Linked DNA regions of Homo sapiens: region 1 is linked to region 2. A link is an interaction called in ENCODE POLR2A ChIA-PET data of the cell type or tissue named here. Cell type or tissue: CD4-positive, alpha-beta T cell. All regions are shown on one strand. Each heading gives the region's core, and the rest is flanking DNA. Links, peaks and the distances in the headings are about the cores only.

What was found. Peaks named below come from ENCODE experiments on the same cell type or tissue, not always from the same donor. Only the 100,000 strongest peaks of a DNase experiment are listed, where the experiment ranks them.
Region 1: POLR2A ChIA-PET joins it to region 2 with 6 read pairs; 4 of 35 experiments call an interaction of 5 or more read pairs at or near these places.

What each region holds. Positions count from the first base shown.
Region 1 is chr1:25,621,298-25,627,597 of GRCh38, forward strand. All of the region lies in intron 1 of MAN1C1 (mannosidase alpha class 1C member 1), which reads left to right. Among named protein-coding and RNA genes, the nearest start is that of MAN1C1, 7.7 kb to the left of the region's middle. RefSeq lists an enhancer at 54-554. In CD4-positive, alpha-beta T cell, for the core only: CTCF peaks have their summits at 1,421, 1,634 and 1,850; DNase peaks (open chromatin) are centred at 764, 1,434 and 3,074; H3K4me3 peaks cover 1,582 bases; H3K27ac peaks cover 532 bases.
Region 2 is chr1:25,708,225-25,714,524 of GRCh38, forward strand. The region is part of intron 2 of MAN1C1 (mannosidase alpha class 1C member 1); the gene reads left to right. Among named protein-coding and RNA genes, the nearest start is that of SELENON, 89 kb to the right of the region's middle. RefSeq lists enhancers at 1-349, 350-1,325. In CD4-positive, alpha-beta T cell, for the core only: no CTCF peak of the experiment used is centred there; a DNase peak (open chromatin) is centred at 3,497; H3K27ac peaks cover 330 bases.

The DNA.
Region 1 (6,300 bases), core at 533-5,532, 87 kb before region 2:
CTATCCAAGAATAGATATTCAGGCAGTTGGTTAAGTTAATTATTCCCATTACCCTCAGCTTGGAATCACGAAGAGTAAAGGTGTTGGCTGGAATGTAAAGGGGTGAAGGCTTGGTAGTAGCCTTGCCTTTCAGATCTGAGGATAATATAGGAAATGGGGGATGTCATTCATAGGCGGGTTTCTTATGGATTCAAGTTCAAACAGACTTGTCTCACACATGGGAATGTACAGCTTTTCAGGGTTATATCTCAGTGGAAGAATTCAGACTGCTCTGGGTCCTACCCATGATGCTTGGTTGTGTTTTTGTTGTTGTTGTTTTTTTTGTTTGTGTTTGTTTTTTTTTTAAGACGGAGTCTTGCTCTGTCGTCGAGGCTGCAGTGCAGTGGCGTGGTCTTGGCTCACTGCAGCCTCCGCCTCCCAGGTTCCAGGTTCAAGCGATTCTCATGACTCAGCCTCCCAAGTAACTGGGATTCCAGGCGCCCCACCACACCTGGCTAATTTTTGTATTTTTAGTAGAGACGGGGTTTTGCTGTGTTGGCCAGGCTGGTCTCGATCTCCTGACCTCAGGTGATCCACCTGCCTCAGCCTCCCAAAGTGCTGAGATTACAGGCACGAGCCACCGCGCCTGGCCAGTGCTTGGTTGTTGTTCTGGGGAACCTCAGTTCCTTCCAGTGAAGGGGGCTTTTTATAAAAGGGAATTAGGCTGGCTGGGGCACTGAGAACGCGGTACTGGAGTTGGGACTTGCCCTTGCCCATATGGTGTTTTCAAACAAACCACAGAAAGGGCTCCTTCCTCTGGTTAGGTGCAGCACCAGCATCACTCCAGAGTGCAGGGCTGGGTGAGGAGAATGTGGATTGAATTTCCCCACCTTCCCTGTGCTGTTGGCCCAGTGTTCTTACAAACCACTGTATGCTGCAGTTCTGTTAAGAATCCAAGCTGGGTCAAGTCCTAGCTGTTCCATCAACTCTGATTGGAAATTCCTGTTTATTACTGGGCCTCAGTCTTCATGGTAAACCAAGAGGCTGGCATTTAGGGGACCCTTCTCTCTTCTCTTCCACCTCTTTACTGTTTGTTTATGGATCTGCCCAAGCACCTAGAATAGGGTCTGACATTTAGTTGGAACTCACCTACTTTAATGAATGGCTACATTAAAGATCCATAAACTAACAGTTAAGATTGCTAGTGGCTAAGGCTGGGTCTTCTCCCTTAGGGTACCTGGAATTCAAAGGACCCTCACAGTAAGAGCTGTAGTCAGGTTTAGGGGCTTAGCGGCTCAGTGACCCAAGAGGCCTTTTAGAAGTTGCAGCAATTTTCTGAGGGTAAATCTGACTTGAGGGAGTGGAGGTGACACTCGTGAGTAAAATCTCTCATGCCTAGAGAGCAGGCATCGGAGGGTGCCTGTGACTTGGCAGGGAGGGAGCACCCCAGCTCTTGCCCTCTGTGCCTGCTGTGTTCAACCACCAGGGTATTGCTGGTTATGATATGTGACAGTGTCTGAATAAGTCATCTTGGCAAATGATCTTTGCTCCCCATTAACGGGCTGGTTCGTTAGTCATGTGTGATTTTTTTCTGTTTTCTCTGTATATCTGATTTATCGTCACTAGTGCCAGGGACAGGTAGGAAAATTAAAAGGCTTTGTAGCATGTGAATCTGAGCCTGTGAGATGTTCAGGATAATTAATATTAGGAACAGCTCAGATTTAAATAGCTTTCCTTCCAAGAGCTCTGTTTGAGTTGTAAATCCATTCAAGATCCTTTCCCTTCTCCCTGGCCCTTCAGTCTCTTCCGTTTCCCTCTTGTCCTGCTCTACCATGCATTTAACATAGGTGGAGACTGGCCTGTAATAACTGGACAGGCCCCTTGGAAAACCCTTACATCCTCAGCCCAGCCATACGCCTCCTCCTTCCGTAGGACCAAGTGTGCAGTTGAGTAAAGCTTAGCACTTGTCCCTACCAGGTATACAACTTAACTCCCACACGTTGGTTGTGTCTCTGCTTTCATTTCTAGTTGTACCATTTGAGGGAATTAGGCATTCCAGGAGCAATTGCTTCTTAGGCCCCATATTCTTAACTCTGTCTTTAGTGTCAGGGCTAGAAACAAATAGAAGGATGATTTTTAAAAGTCTGCTGCCTATTTCACAGTATAGTTAGTGGTGGTGGGGGGGGGTAAGAATATAGATTCCCCTGTGGTTTTCACAGTGACTGATTTACATCCGAGTTCAAGAAATGCTTTTTCTCTAGCTTTCCCAGAAGACAGATCCATTACTCCACCAAAAATAAATATTGTGATATATATCAGGCATACTTTGCTCAAAGGGACTTACATCTTTTCTCTTATTGAAAAAAATAAATCAGTCTTGCAGATTGTAAAGCCCCTGTGTAGGGAAGCTGCTTGGTAATCCAGGTGAGCACCCAGCCTTGTGGATACTGACGCTGGCTTGGAGAAGAAACCTCTTTTTGCATCCTAAGTTGAATCTGTGTTAGAGGAAGTGTTGGGAGCTTTAGGCTCTCCCTGCGTTGCTTTCAGTGGCAAAATTGGGAAGGATTTCCCAAGGGAATGATGGACGTAGGCTAGTTGCCTCAGGCGAGCTCATGGATTTATGATTACATTTCTTGAAAATAGGGGCCATGCATGGAGCAGGGACAAGTGTCATGAGTCAAGGATTGTTGTCTTTCCGGTTCTGTGCACCTGCAGTCCAAAAAGACCAGGATCATTCAAACAATAAGCCCTGGTTCTTGATTCTCTGCTATTCCTGGGCCAAGCAAGGCCTTTATGCATAAACATTTGCATAATTTGGGGAAAAGAAACAACAAATGTTCTTAGCTCTGTATTGCCATGCAGATGATGGTAAGAAGCCAAACGGGAGACTCCTCAAAGAATTCCAAGGACTCAAGGAACTTAGGCCCCTCCGTCTTCCTCCTCACTCCCCCTTCACTCTGGGGGCTGGTCAGTAGCTCAGACAGCAGGGTTTTGGATGTCCTAAATGTAGAGTTGATGCAACTGAGATTGCTGTTAAGTCAGACCTGCTTTGGTGTCTCCACCCTCAAAGAGAATAGAAGCCACAGAGACCACAGCCTCAGTGTGGGGACTCAGTTGCGGGTGTTTCCTCCCCTAGAAGGCTGTTGCCTAAGATTTGATTGAGAGCTCCCCACACTTGGCAGGCAGGTGGTCAAAACAGTTCTTACTCACAAGGGGGTCTGAATTTCTTAACTTGGAATCTTCTTTAATTAAAGGCTACAACCAGGGCAATTGTCCATCTGTTTTAGTGGTAACTTTTACAGAAGAAACTTTGCTATATTGATTAGTGCCCGCCTTGATAGATGATCAATAATTGTGCTTTTATCTGGCATCTTCTTGGGAGTCAGCTGCTGCCAAGGTGAACCTTCTGGGCAAACAATTGTCACTAAATAGCAACCATTTTCAATGGCCAAATAAAAGGAAGTTTTTCTCTCCTCCTTCCACCTCTGCCATCTTCTTAAGCATCATGCTAAACACAAATCATTCTTGCTGGCCTCGTGGTCGCCATAAAATCCACTGTGCAATGCAGCGATGTCCTGTTGGGGCTGATGGGTTGTATCACTAAGACTGTTTGCTTCCCAATGTTTGTTCTTTGTGATCTCATCTTATTTTTTATACAACAACCTTGTGTTGTAGCTACTATTTAAGTATAATTTATTAATACATATAGCGAAATGCACAGATTTTTTTTTTTTTTTTTTTTTTTTTGAGATGGAGTCTTGCTCTGTCTTCCAGGCTGGAGTGCCGTGGCACAATCTCTGCACACAGCAACCTCTGCCTCCTGGGTTCAAGCAATTCTCCTGCCTCAGCCTCCCGAGTAGCTGGGATTACAGGCACCTGCCACCATGCCCAGCTAATTTTGTATTTTTAGTAGAGATGGGGTTTTGCCATGTTGGCCAGACTGGTCATGAACTCCTAACCTCAGGTGATCCATCCGCCTCAGCCTCCCAAAGTGCTGGGATTACAGGTGTGAGCCGCACCCAGCCAAATGCACAGATCTTAAATATACAGTTTGCTGTATTTTCAGAAATGCAGAAAACCGTGTAGACCACAGTTGTATCATATACAGAACATTTCCATCATCTCAGAAAGTTCCTTTGCTCCTTGCCAGACGATTCCCCCATCATCAACCTCTCACCTAGCCCCTATCACAGTCTTGATTTCTATTAGCTGAGATTAGTTTTGCCTGTTCTAGAACTTCAGAAAAATGGAGTAGTAAGCCAGGTACAATGGCTCATGCTTGTAATTCTAGCACTTTGGGAGGCTGAGGTGGGAGGATCACATGAAGATAGAAGTTCAAGACCAGCTTGGGCAACATAGCAAGACCCTGTCGCTCTCTCTTTCTCTATATATAAAATAATCAGGCGTGGTAGTGTACACCTGTGTTCCCAGCTACTCAGGAGGCTGAGGTGGGTGGATTCATTGAGCCCAGGAGTCTGAAGCTGTAGTGAGTTTTGATCAGGCCACTGCACTCCAGACTGGGTGACAGAGGGAGACCCTGTCTCAAAGAAAAAAAAAGTACAAAATAAGTGGAATAGTACAGTCCATGCCCTGTGGACAAGGCTTCCTTCATTGAAGACAGTTTTTGAAATTGATCCATATTGTGCGTATCAGTACTTCATTCCTTTTTATTGTTGAGATGTATTCCATTGTATGATTATACCCCAATTTGTTTATTCGTTCACCTGTTGGCCTTTTGAGTTGTTCTGGCTATTGTGAATAAAGCTGCTATAAACATTTTATGTACAAGTCTGTGTGTGGGCATATGTTTTCATTTCTTCTGTATAACTAGGGGTGGAATTACTGGCCCATAGAGCAGATGTGTGATTGACTTTATAAGAAACTGGAAGCGCTTTCCCCAAGTAGTTAGACCATTTTATACTCCACCAGCAATATGTGAGAGTTCCGCATCCTTGCCAACACTTGTTATTGTCAGCCTTTTTAGGTTTATAGTGATATTTTGTTGTGGCTTTAATTTTTGTTTCCTTGTTAACTGTTGATATTGAATGTCCTTTTCATGTGTTTATTTGCTATTTCTTTCTTTCTTTCTTTTTTTTTTTTGAGATGGAGTCTTGCTCTGTTGCCCAGGCTGGAGTGCAGTGGCACGATCTCAGCTCACTGCAAGCTCTGCCTCCTGGGTTCACGCCATTCTCCTGCCTCAGCCTTCTGAGTAGCTGGGACTACAGGTGTCCGCCACCACGCCTGGCTCATTTTTTGTATTTTTAGTAGAGATGGGGTTTCACTGTGTTAGCCAGGCTGGTTTCAATCTCCTGACCTCATGATCCGCCTGCCTCGGCCTCCCAAAGTGCTGGGATTACAGGTGTGAGCCACTGCGCCCGGCCGTTTATTTGCTGTTTCTGTATCTCTCTTATAAATGTCTGTTTAAAACTTTTGTTCTTTTTTAATGTCAAAAACTGGTCTATTTACTGTCTTATTGAATTGCAAGAATGCTTCATATATTCTAGATACAAGTTCTTTAACAGATATATGTATTATAAATGTTTGTTCCCAGTCTATGGTTTGTCTTTTCATTTTCTTAATGGTGTCACTCAAAGAGCAGAAGTTTTAATTTTTATAAAGGCCAGTGTATCAGTATTTTCCTTTTGATGAGTGCTTTCTGTATCTAGTTTAAAAAAAACTTTGCCTACCCCAGGTTATGAATATTTTTTAATTCCAGAAGCTTGATCATTTCAGTATTTACATTTAGGTCTTTCATTGACTTCAAGTTAATTTTTGTATATAATGTAAGGTAGGAGTTAAAGTTCACTATTTGCTATTTAGATGTCCAGTTGTTTATCACTATTTGTTGAAAAAAACTTTCCTTTCCCTGCTGAATTGCTTTGATGCCTTCGCTGAACTAATTGACTATATACAATATGGTTTTGTTTCTGGATTTTTCCACTCTAGTGATTTATCTTTTATGTCATTCCATTCTTTTCTCTTCTCTTCTCTTCTCTTCTCTTGTCTTCTCTTCTTCTCTTCTCTTCTCTTTTTCTCGCTTTGTCGCCCAGGCTGGAGTGCGGTGGTGTGATCTCAGCTCACTCCACCTCCCAGATTCAAGCGATCTTCCTGCCTCAGCCTCCCAAGTAGCTGAGACTACAGGCATGAGCCACCACGCCCAACTAATTTTTGTATTTTTAGTAGAGACGGGGTTTTGCCATGTTAGCTAGGCTGGTCTCAAACTCCTGACCTCCAGTGATTTGCCCGCCTCAGCCTCCCAAAGTGCTGGGATTACAGGCGTGAGCCACTGTGCCCAGCCAATCCATGCTTTCTTGATGCTAT
Region 2 (6,300 bases), core at 766-5,765:
AGGGAAGGGGTGGGCAATTCCCTGAACTGAGGGTTCCTCCCTTTTTTAGACCATATATGGTAACTTCCTGATGTTGCCATGGCATTTATAAATAGTCATGGCGCTGGTGGGAGTGCCTTTTAGCATGCTAATATATTATAATTAGTGCCTAATGAGCAATGAGGACAATGGGAGGTCACTTTCATCACCATCTTGGTTTTTGTGGGCTTTGGCCAGCTTCTTTACCATAGCCTGTTTTATCAGCAAGGTCTTTGTGACCTGTATCTTCAGCTACCCCCGCCCATCTCATCCTGTGACTAAGAATGCCTAACCTCCTGGGAATGCAGCCCAGTAGGTCTCAGCTTCATTTTACCCAGTCCCTATTCAAGATGGAGTTGCAGCCAGGCACAGTGGCTCATGCCTGTAATCCCAGCACTTTGGGAGGCCGAGGCAGGCGGATCACCTGAGGTCAGGAGTTTGAGACCAGCCTGGGCAACGTGGAGAAATCCTGTCTCTACTGAAAATACAAAAATTAGTTGGGCAGTTGCTGCGCTCCTGTAATCCCAGCTACTTGGGAGACTGAGGCAGGAGAATCACTTGAACCTGGGAGGTGGAGGTTGCAGTGAGCTGAGATTGCACCACTGCACTCCAGCCTGGGCAACAAGAGCGAAACGCTGTCAAAAGAAGAAAAAAAAAAGCCACTGGCTTGGAAAGTATCTGAGAAAGTCCCTGGTAAATTTCATTCCACTCCAACTGGGGTCTTGGCACTTGCATTTTCCTGAGCCCAGCCCCAGGGACCGCAGGAATCCATACATCTGCAGGGATGAGACACAGCCGATGCCCACCGCCATGCAGAAGCCTAACACCTACTAGGCTGAAAGTCACCCCAGGGCACTAAGCCAGGGAGGGTTGAAGGGGGTGGAAGATCATCAGGGAGAGAGTAGGTTTTCCTATTTGAGAAGTGAAAGGCGGTATAGACGGCTGTCCTCCATGCCTTGGATTGTAGGTGGCATTTACTGCTCAAGGAGAAGGGACACTCAGAGACCTGATGCAGAACACGGAGGAGGCAGTAAGACCGGCTAAGCTAGGTGAGTTTAGGAAAGTCCAGCAGGGCCACCTACTTATTTTGCAGTCATAAAAACAGCAGCTCCAGGCCCTCAATGCTGGCATGTAGTAGGTACTCAATAAATGTCTGCAGAAGCAATGAATGAGTCCTGTCAAAAGTAACAGTACTGAATCAAACCAGTGTTCTGGGAGGCAGGCACGCAGATGTTTCTTGTCCACCCTAACTCTCCAGCTCCAAAGCCCATGCTCTTACCCAGGGCTCTGTGAGCCCTATTCAGTTGTGTTAATCAGATGTGGCTGCATTGCCTCCCCGCCGTCTTGGTTACAGTAAATGTCCTTTAAGTTGCAAGGGCCTGGGGTGGCAGGGGTAGAGGAATGCATGAAGATTCCTCACCAATGCCTGATACTGTCAGTCTTCGTAACGTTAGCCTTTCTAGCAGAAGGAAACTCTATCTATCTATCTATCTATCTATATTTATTTATTTTATTTTTTTGAGATGGAGTCTCACTCTTGTCGCCCAGACTGGAGTGCAGTGGCATAGTCTCGGCTCACTGCAACTTCTGCCTCCCGGGTTCAAGCGATTCTCCTGCCTCAGCCTCCCGAGTAGCTAGGATTACAGGCGCCCGCAACCACGCCCAGCTAATTTTTGTATTTTTAGTAGAGACAGGGTTTCACTGTGTTGGCCAGGCTGGTCTCGAACTCCTGACCTCAGGCGATCTGCCTGCCTTGGCCTCCCAAAGTGCTGGGATTACAGGCATGAGCCACTGAGCCCAGCTGGAAACACTATATTCTTGTTGAGCCCCTGGAAGTTTATTTATATACTCATTCTGCATTTTTGTTCAATCCATACTCTGCTAAGCACTGGAGAAAACAGAGGTGAGTAATCATTGCTGTTCTCCCACTGGCATGGGTCAGACAGCTGGGGTGGGAATCCTGCTCTGCCACTTCCTAGATTTATTGACCTTGGGTAAATTAATCTCACTGAGCCTCTGTTTCCACATCTGTAAGATGGGGTTGGTACCTCAAACAAGTGTTGAGAAGATGAACTGCAATGTCATATGTAAAAGCCTGGCCTGCCCAGGCATTCAGTAAATGTTCACTGTGCTTGTTGTTGTTCATTCATCTTGCCTGCTGGCTGACAAATGGTAACAGGCACCAAAGGTTTAAGAAAGCTGTGTCAGAACAGACCTTAATAATAATAGTTGCTAACATTTATTGAACATGTACTGTGTGCCAAGTGCTATTCTAAGTACCTTTTATAGATTACTATTAATATTAAAAATCCTATTGATTTCTGTAATTTTTTACAGAGTGGGGAAAGGCTACTATGGTTTGATTTTCATGGAAACACTTGGTTGTAAATTGCGGGGACCCAGTGGCTTTCTGGAAGCATGATTCTAGAACCTCAGAGGTAGCAGGATAGGAAATAGCGAGATAGACTTTCCCTTGTCGTGGCTGCTCAGTGACCTTCAAGTACCTGCTGCTGCCCTTTGTTCAGAACCTGAAGGCTGATGACTTAGTAAAGATGAAAACAATGAATTCTTAAAGAAAGGTCAAGGTTGAGTATAGTTGATGGGACCCTGGGTGAGTGGTTTCTTACTTGGACTCTTGCGTTGGCAGCTGTGGTCTTAGGGAAGGTCTCTCCCCTCTCTAGGCCTCGGGGTCCTCACTTGTTTGGAAGGCTGAACTCATTGTATCAACTAACGGTTGCTGTGTAACAAACCACCCTGAAACTTAATGGCTTAAACAAAGACCATTTATTATTTCTTGAGTCTGTGGGTCTTAGCTAGGCCAGGATTGGTCTAGGATGGCTTTGGTTAGATGACTCAGCTCTGTTCCATGTGGACCTGGACTTCTCTCATGGCAGAGATAGGGTCCAAAAGAACAGACAGAAGCACACAGTCTCTTAAGACCTAGGCTCAGAACTGGCACACAGTCACTTCCTCTGCATCCTGTTGGTCAGAGTAAGTTAATTGGCCAGCCTGGACACAAGGAGTGAAGAGAGAGACTCCATCTCTTGATGGGAACAACCGCTAAGTCTCATGGCCAAAGTCAGGGCTACAGGGAGAAGTAGGACACCAGGAACATTTTTGCCTTCTATCACACCAGACTCCTTCCCACTCAGACATCTCTAAAGTCAAATCGCTCATGGATGGGTCAGTGTGGGAGAAAGAAGTTGAATTCTCATCTCCTCAGGCCAAAGCTGGACATGCCTTTCCTGGGTTTGAGATAAATGGACCAGATACCTGGTCCCTGTTGGTGCTGAGCTCAGCTCCGTTTGATCAAAAGGACAGAACTAAAGGACATATTTTTATTGAAGCACTCATTCTGCATGTATTGAGCACCACTGTGTGCCAGGCCCTGCTCCCTGCGGCCCCGCCCCTCCTCCCTGCGGCCCCGCCCCTCCCCTGCGTGCTGCAAGCCTGCCCCGGGCCCCACTTCCTCCCCTCCTCCGTGGGTGCGCAGCCCAGGCCACTGCTTGTCTTGGTGGGAGGAAGTGATCAGTCTTTGCAAGCCGTGCTGTCCTGTGTGTGAAAGAGGATACTTTCTTTATTTTACTAAAAGATTCCTTTCATTCAGATCATGAGACAGAATTGGGAAATTTAAAAATTTGGTCTTTAAGAAGAGATGTGTAAACAGCTTTCAGGAATGTTTGTTTAAATGGACTCACAGTGAGTGTGTCAGGGAGCGCCATCCCTCTGCCCAGGCCCTGCTCATCCTGATGCAGACCACAGAGGAGGCGACAAGACCAGCTAAGCTGGGTGAGTTTAGGAAAGTCCAGCAGGGCCACCTACTTATTTTGCAGTCATAACAACAGCAGCTCCAGGCCCTCAATGTTGGCATATAGTAGGTGCTAAATAAATGTCTGCAGAAGTAATGAATGAATCTTGTGGAAAGTAACAGTACTGGATCAAACCAGCGTTCTGCTATGCTCGGCCGGCGTCTTGGCAGGGGAGCTCTTTTGTCTGGCTCCCCACGTCTAACCTCCAGTTATAGAAGACATTTTTGGGTGGTTTGCACATACTAACGTGCCCGTTAGGCACCTTGTTGATTTCACTTGCTGTAAAGCCCCTGGGGAAGCCCCTGGGTGGGCTGCTCTCAGGGAGGGTCTGGAGAGGAGATGGGCCACTTATGGAGCTTTCCACAGCAGCCCCAGCCTAGCAGAAGAAGTGAGTGAGCACATAGGCTCATGCTGGTAATCTGGGGCGGCTTCCTGGGAGAAGGGGCCTTGGCCTGTTGGGAGGGTTTGTAAAGGTGGCAGAAAGGTGAGCTATCCTGATGGTTCTAGCATGTTTAGAGGTCTTTGTGAAACTGCTTACCTGTCTTGAGTCCCTTCTCCTTGAGCAGTAAATGCCACCTACAATCCAAGGCATGGAGGACAGCCATTCAAACCGCCTTTCACTTCTCGAATAGGAAAACCTACTCTCTCCCTGATGATCTTCCACCCGCTTCAACCCTCCCTGGCTTAGTGCCCTGGGGTGACTTTCAGCCTAGTAGGTCTTAGGCTCCTGCATGGCGGTGGGCATCGGCTGTGTCTCATCCCTGCAGATCTGTGGATTCCCACGGTCCCTGGGGCTGGGCTCAGGAAAATGCAAGTGCCAAGACCCCAGCTGGAATGGAATGAAATTTACCAGGGACTTTCTCAGATACTTTCCAAGCCAGTGGCCTTTTGATATTGACTTGGGATTAAACTCCCCACTGCCTCAGATACTAGGATCATCTATGCAGTTGTCCAATATTTTATATTTTAGAAATACTTTGATATGAATCTTCTTGCATAATCCTTCTAACCTTACCCCTTTGAGGCTGGCCAGAGTTAGGAACTAGTCTTCCCATTTTCCCATTACAGATGGGGAAACTGAGGTCATTACAGATGAGGTAAATAACTTGCCTGGGGTCACACAGGCCTCCTGCCTGCCTCTCAGTCCAGTGCTCTTTCTACTATATGTCATGTCCTCTCATAATGAGGTGGGGGTGGGGAACAAGGAGATGGAGGGATGTGTTGGGTGCTTTTGTGTTACCACATTGCACCCTCATCACAGTCAGGTGAGATGGTGCCATACCCACTTTATAGATGAGGAAACAGACCCAGGTAAGCTGAGTGATTTGCCCAGCATAAGCATACCAAATGGCAAAGCAAAATTCATACGCAGGTTTTGAGTCTCCACAGCAGCAGGCAGAGACCTACTTTCTAGAAAGAGTTTATTAGGGTCCAGTCTAGTGGGTGAAACAGATAAGCAGGACACGACAGTGCACAATCTAGGCACAGGCTCTTGAAAGCAGCTCTCTGGAGGCTGGAACTATTTTGCTAGAGGTGTTTGGATGCTGCTGTCTAACCCGAGACATGGAGTTTATATAGGACTGTTGGGCCCTAAGCCTTCCTGATTCATATGAGGTCTGAAAAGAGGCCCATGGATGTGCCTCATCTCCGGCCTCTGTTCAGACTAGGGTACACAGACACATAAATCGTTATAATGCAGCCTGCACAGGTGATCAGAGGGCCATGGAGAAGGCATTCCTTGGGCTCAGTTTAACACAGCACCAGAGTTTGGACTTCGCTGGGCCCAGTGTCTGCTCTTTGCTGCCGGGAACCAAGGCTCCAGGTTCCTCATGCACTTGCAAGTGACTGGAGCTTCCGAGGGAGTTAAATCAACCTTCGTGTTTCCTGTAGCCCCTCCTCAAATAGACACACCAGCTGGCATTTTTCCTTAAATACCACTCATTTTTAAAAGGGGAAAAAAATGTTGGTGGCTTTGAAATAGATCACACTTTAAAATGCAGCGTAGCAGAGAGTCAGTTCAAATTATTCTCTTAATAGAGTTCTTCAGAGTGAGGAAGTGATGAGGGAACATAATCACTTCTTTTGTCATATGGGCGAAATCTGAGGACTGCGATTCATTTGTCTGCAAATGTGTCTCTTCGGTACAAATTGCAGCAAGCAATCCATTCCCAGGGTAAATGGTCTTTAATTAAAGTCAGTCAGTTGTCTTGGATGGTTAGGGGAGGAGAGGGGTTTGAAGCACAAACTAATACACACTTTTATCCCTTCAAAAATAAAAAAGAATATATTTCTAAGTGACATTGACTCCTTGATTTGATAATTAGGGAAAAGCTTTGTTTATAAGTAAAACTATTCTGGCTCTTATTCATGAATAAAAATGTTTGCAGTAAGGCCTCTGAGAAGCAGTAGAAGAATTTCTTTACCAACCCTGGTAAAAATGCATCCTCAAGCATTGATTTTTGTAGCTGAAGTG